Regions from separate parts of the Homo sapiens genome. Here region 2 is linked to region 1. A link is a loop called in an ENCODE intact Hi-C map of the cell type or tissue named here. Cell type or tissue: B cell. All regions are shown on one strand. Links, peaks and the distances in the headings refer to the core of each region. The heading gives the core; the rest is flanking DNA.

What was found. Hi-C counts contacts between places; a loop is a spot of excess contacts. Peaks named below come from ENCODE experiments on the same cell type or tissue, not always from the same donor. Only the 100,000 strongest peaks of a DNase experiment are listed, where the experiment ranks them.
Region 2: it touches region 1 in a loop (4-fold over the local background); 7 of 110 quality-filtered maps call a loop at or near these places.

What each region holds. Positions count from the first base shown.
Region 1 is chr6:28,731,758-28,734,668 of GRCh38, forward strand. It overlaps the pseudogene RPSAP2. Among named protein-coding and RNA genes, the nearest start is that of TRV-AAC6-1, 2.3 kb to the right of the region's middle. In B cell, for the core only: a CTCF peak has its summit at 1,149; no DNase peak of the experiment used is centred there; H3K27me3 peaks cover 2,353 bases.
Region 2 is chr6:28,809,098-28,812,008 of GRCh38, forward strand. No RefSeq gene overlaps it. Among named protein-coding and RNA genes, the nearest start is that of TRA-AGC6-1, 1.6 kb to the right of the region's middle. In B cell, for the core only: no CTCF peak of the experiment used is centred there; DNase peaks (open chromatin) are centred at 1,524 and 1,804; H3K27me3 peaks cover 2,457 bases.

The DNA of each region.
Region 1 (2,911 bases), core at 94-2,593:
CCCTATCACAGATTTCCTACACCGTTGCACCAGAGCCCCTGAATTTTCACTGCTTCTGGCTGTCTGCACAATTAGAAATACTAGGAGGAGGGTACAAAAGAGCAGAACTCAGAAAGTTGTCTGGGGAAATCTAGATTCAGATGGAAGAAGAAAACAGGTCCCAAATGAAAACCTATGTGTGCTTTTCCGCGCTACCCACAGAGGGGTCCATAGGGCGTTGTTTTGGATTCCCGTTGTGACTTGAAGGGAAACTTTCACAATGTTCGGAGCCCTTGATGTACTGCAGATGAATGAGGAGGATGTCCTTAAGTTCCTTGCCGCAAGAACCCACTCAGGTGGCACCAATCTTTACTTCCAAATGGAACAGTACATTTATAAAAGTAAAAGCGATGGCATCTACATCATAAATCTGAAAAGGACCTGAGAGAAGCTTCTGCTGGCAGCTCGTGCCATTGCTGCCATTGAAAACCTTGCTGATGTCAGTGTTATATCCTCCAGGAATACTGGCCAGAGGGCAGTGCTGAAATTTGCTGCTGCCACTGGAGCCACTCCAATTGCTGGCTGCTTCACTCCTGGAACCTTCACTAGCCAGATCCAGGCAGCCTTCCGAGAGCCACGGCTTCCTGTGGTTACTGACCCCAGGGTTGACCACCAGCCTTTAATGGAGGCATCTTATGTTAACCTACCTACCATTGCTCTGTGTAACACAGATTCTCCTCTGTGCTATGTGGATATTGCCATTCCATGCAACAACAAAGGAGCTCACTCAGTGGGTGTGATGTGGTGGATGTTGGTCCCAGAAGTTCGGCGCATAAGTTGCACCATTTCCCGTGAACACCCGTGGGAGGTCATGACTGATCCCTGCTTCTACAGAGATCCCGAAGAGATTGAAAAAGAAAAGCAAGCTGCTGCTGAAAAGGCTGTGACCAACGAGGAATTTCAGGGTGAATGGACTGCACCAGCTCCTCAGTTCACTGCTACCCAGCCTGAGGTTGCAGACAGGTCTGAAGGCCTGCAGGTGCCGTCTGTGCCTATCCAGCAGTTACCTACTGAAGACTGGAGCGCTCAGCCTGACACAGAAGACTGATCTGCAGCTCAAACTGCTCAGGCCACTGAATGGGTAGAAGCAACCACTGAATGGTCTTAAGCTATTCTTGCACAGGCTCTTAGACAACATGGAAATAACATTGACGGGAAATAAACATCAGTTTCAAAAAAAAAAAAAAGGAGAGAGAGAGAGAAAGAAAGAACGAACGAAAGAAAGAAACAAAGAAAGAGTAAGAAAGAAAAGAAAAGAAAGAAAAAAGAAAAAAAAACCTAAGTGTATGCTGTCACAGTCACTGCTCTAGCAAACTCTTCAGTGGATCATCATGATCAGGAAACTCAGCAGTGGCTTCGTCTCAGGGACGCTGCAGTTCCGTTCCTGAGACCTACAAAGAAACACATAGGAGGCATTTAAGTTTAAGGGACTTAAACTTCTGTTACAACCTCTTTACTCTTACCCCGTGCTCCTGGAGAGATTCTGAAACCTCAACCATCACAATGGCACAAATAACAGACACTTTCCTCCTGTTGTTAAATTTTGGGGTGTCCAACTATGTCCACATAAATTTTAGGAGGTAATCCTAAACCATTGTGTCTTCTCTTACTTTTACCTTTCTCTCTAATATTTTTCCTATTTGTGCAAAATCTGTATCTTCCTGAATATGTGAATAAATTATGTATCAACTTCTTGGTTCCTTCCCAACTTTTGTCTCCTGTCCCCACCCCCGCTAGAATTAACGGAGTGAGGCTCAGTTGTGGCTGGAAAGTCACTGAGATGGGCGTTTAGAGGCAAGGCGCCATTTATAACATAGCCAACCAGAAACAACCTCCAATAAAGAGTCAAAAGGTTTTAGACTGGAATGCAGTGTTTCCTGAGCCTGAGGAACCGCCCTGAGAACTTCAATGGTATACCGGTTTGTAACTTACAGCTCCATAGTGGACCGATAATCACCGGATAGGGAGAAAGATGGGAATCTTCACAATTGAAAGGTCTCCCTCAGACGATTATCATTCAGGCTTGAGAACGCCAACCTAGAAAGTGGAGCTGCAGAAACTGTAGTGAGCTGAGCTGCTGGAGGACATTTAGGTAGGAGGAAGCCGTGGAACTGAATCAACGGGAATGGGAGAAAGTGGAAGTGAAGGTGACAAGAGGTGGTGAAGAAAACGAGTCGGGAGATAGGTGGAGGCAGGTGGTTGCAGAAGAGGAAGGGACGAAGGAGAGAGCTTCAAGCCAGATCTTTACGGAGGCCTAAGATTTGGATGGCCCTGAAATTGTCCGCATTGCCAATGTCTCCTAGGCTCCTCTATAATGTTTTGTTTTGAGACGGAATATCGCTCTATCGCCCAGGCTGCAGTGCAGTGGCGCAATCTCGAATCACTGCAACCTCTGCCTCCCGGGTTCAAGCGATTCTCTTGCCTCAGCCTCCCAAGTAGCTGGGATTACAGGCGAGCGCCACCGCGCCCAGCTAATTTTCCTGTTTGTAGTAGAGACAGGGTTTCCGCCATGATCTCGAGCTCCTGAACTCAGCTGATCCGCCTACCTCGGCCTCCCAATGTGCTGGGATTACAGGCATGAGCCACCGAGCCCGGCCCCTCGGCTCCTCTTTGGCTGTAGGAAACCAGGTCTTTCCCTCCCAAGGGAGGTGAACTACAAGCTTCTGTTCCACAGGAAAACATAACCCTTTTTGTCCAAAACTGACACCGCTTTGAGAGCGACCAGCGGCTTTTTCCATCTCTGAAAATAATTTTCTCAACTGTGTATTTTGAAAGTCTCGGAGTTTCGCCAGAAGCGTCTTTCGTTCGGAAAAAATTCTAAACATTCCTTCTTTAGAGAAAGCTGAGATCACAGCGCTCCCATGACTAATGA
Region 2 (2,911 bases), core at 295-2,794, 78 kb after region 1:
TTACATACACATCTGTAATCATGAGATTGTATTTATTTATTTTTATTTTGACAGTGTCCCACTCTGCCAGACTGGAGTGCAGTGGCAATCTCCTCTCACTGCAACTTTCACCTCCTGGCTCAATCAGTTCTTCCACCTCAGCCTAGAAGTTTTATATCAATTCAAAAGTGTCAAGACATTGGACTCCTCTTGATAAATAACTTAAGAACAATTTAAGACGTTTACAGAATTTCAGAAACAGTTCTCTCTGGAATGAGGGAATTGCTATGGCCAATAATTACTTGCAAACTGAATTTTAATAAAACCCTCTCTATGTCTGGACAGTTTTCAAACTGAGTCTCCTATTCTGAAAGAGTCAAGGCTTTCAGTTTTAGCCAAAATTTGATGGAAGGGTCGATAAGAAATTGTTCTTGAAGCCAGGAGTGGTGGCTCACGCCTGTAATCCCAGCACTTTGGGAGGCAGAGGCGGGTGGATCACCTGAGGTCAGAAGTTCGAGACCAGCCTAGTCAACATGGTGAAACCCCGTCTCTACTAAATGCACATAAATTAGCCAGGCATGGTGGCGGGCGCCTATAATCCCAGCTACTCAGGAGGCTGAGGCAGGAGAATCGCTTGAACCCGGGAAGCAGAGGTTGCAGTGACCCGAGATCGCACCACTGCGCTCCAGCCTGGGCAACAAGAGCGAAACTTCGTTTCCCCCCCAAAAAATTGTTTCTGGATGATTAGATGATTTCCTAAAAATTAAATAAATAAAATTTATAAAATTATGTTCGCTTTCAGTCTTTGTCTTGTCCTCCCGCTTGTAAGGTCCGAGCCTTCTCAGACAGGAAACAACATTCCTCTGGGTTTATCCCCTCCGCCTCACGTCTCTCCCCAGCTGGGCGCAGCCTCAGCCTATGCTGCAGAAATGTTAAAAGTTGAACATACAGAGAGGAAAAAAATGGAACGTGATGCGGAAATTAAAACAGCAGCTACATATAAATCTCAACACAGTGCTTAAAATGTGTGTAAATGGTTCTAGGACTGCGCTGCACTATTGTGAAAAGTTCATTCAGAAGTAAATGGGAGGGAAGGTGGAGAGGAGCTGAGCGCCAGCTGGCGGAGAGAGGGAAAAGGAGGGGTGCCGTGAAGTGGAGGAAGAAAAACACAAATGGGAGAGAGATAGAGGGCAAGGAAAAGCATCCTTAAGATGATTCGGACTTGGATGGACGGGACCGTAGAGTGAATCTAAGCGCCACATCTCTCCGTCGCTTCCTCTGGCCGTGAGGGAAGAGAGGTGTCCCTAGGGAGGTAGGCTGGACCAGGAAGGAGACCTGGTTCGTTTCGCCCAGGCTGTCACGGCTTCAAGAGCGCCTCTCCGCTATTTCCGTCGCTCGACAGACGGGCTGAGCTCTTTGGAGTGATGTTGGGTTTTGGTTTGCGCCTCAGGAACCGCTGATACCGTAGCTTCTGAGGGAGCTTCAGGGATTGCCTGGCTTCCTAAGTGCCCGTGTTGAGAGTTAGAAGCGGGATCTGCCGGCAGCTAAGAGACTGAGCATGACGGCGGAAACATCTAATTTTATTAGTTTTTGCTTAAAATGCAAAAGATGAGAAAAAGTTACCGTTTCTTTGCTCCATATATATCTCCTAGAATAAAGCCAATCGAAAGCCAACTTCACCCTAAAGAAACTCTTCCTGGCGTTTGCAACGAGCTCCTTTACTCCTAACGTCCAGCTCTTGGCTCAGGACCTGCAGAGCGTCACAGCTGTTGCAGAAAGGCGAAGTCGAGGTACAATCGGTGTTAACTACGTGTGCAGCCACCGTCTTCTTAGTCCTGTTACAGGTGCAGAGGCAATATAAGTGAACCACTCACAAGTCGTGTGGGCTGACCTCAGATTGAGTTTAGCGATGACTTGTGACCACCTGGTAGATGGTGGACCGTTACAGCATTTAGAAAGTGAGTAAAAGAAAGGATGCATACGGAAGCCCACACGCTTGCTTGGCTCCTGCAGATGGATAGAGGTCACTTTTCTGCCTTCTGGGTGTTTAGTAACTTATTTTTTTTTTTGCTTTGTTGGCATGAAATAAAGATGAAAATAAAAGCAGATTTTCTTTTAACAAGTTAGTATTAACATGCTTGCAGAGTATTTCCCTGTGGATTTCTGCTTAGTACTGTAATACCAGAATCAGAAACTCTACAAAGAGCTCTCTAATCTGGAGGTATGGGTTGTTCCCTAGCTTAGAAGGAGGTTATTTCTGGAGAGTAAGTACAATCAGGTAGAAAAGGATCCGTTGGGCTTGGGAGAATAAACGTTCATTACTTTTATTTATGAAAAACAACAAAATGAGCTTTCTCCTATACTGATCTTGTTTCCTGGAGTTCAGAGTATTTGCATCTCAGACCAGAAACTTCCTTGAGGACCCAGAGAAGTACTTTTTACTTCCACCAAATTTCAGCTGAGGTGACTGCTATCTTTTCATCATTTGCCTTGTGTTTGTAGTTAAATAGTTTAAGTTTCAAACTATGTGGGTCTCTAATGGAAAAAGTGACCACCAGCACATCAAATCATCAACCACCGGCAGTGTAATCTTTTAGTGAAAGCTTGTAGGGCTTCTCAACCTGGTTAGAGGGAGTTAGAAGAAGAAACAGAAAAGGACGTGAGCCTTTTTAGCTTCTGATCTGAAATCAGACTTGGGCCACACAGTTCTATGGTTTCTGATGATTTCATTTACAACTAGAAATTGGTTGCATGGCCAGGAATACTGCTTGCTTCCCTCGTGCGTGGTTCATGTTAGTGATTGGTGGACTGCTTAGAAAATATAAGTGGATAATCCTAAGCAGCAAATAGATTCAAAGGAATAAACACGAGTCACCTCTGTGTATGAGAGAGAAATGCAGAGGCCAACACAATTCACCTTGACAGACAGAAA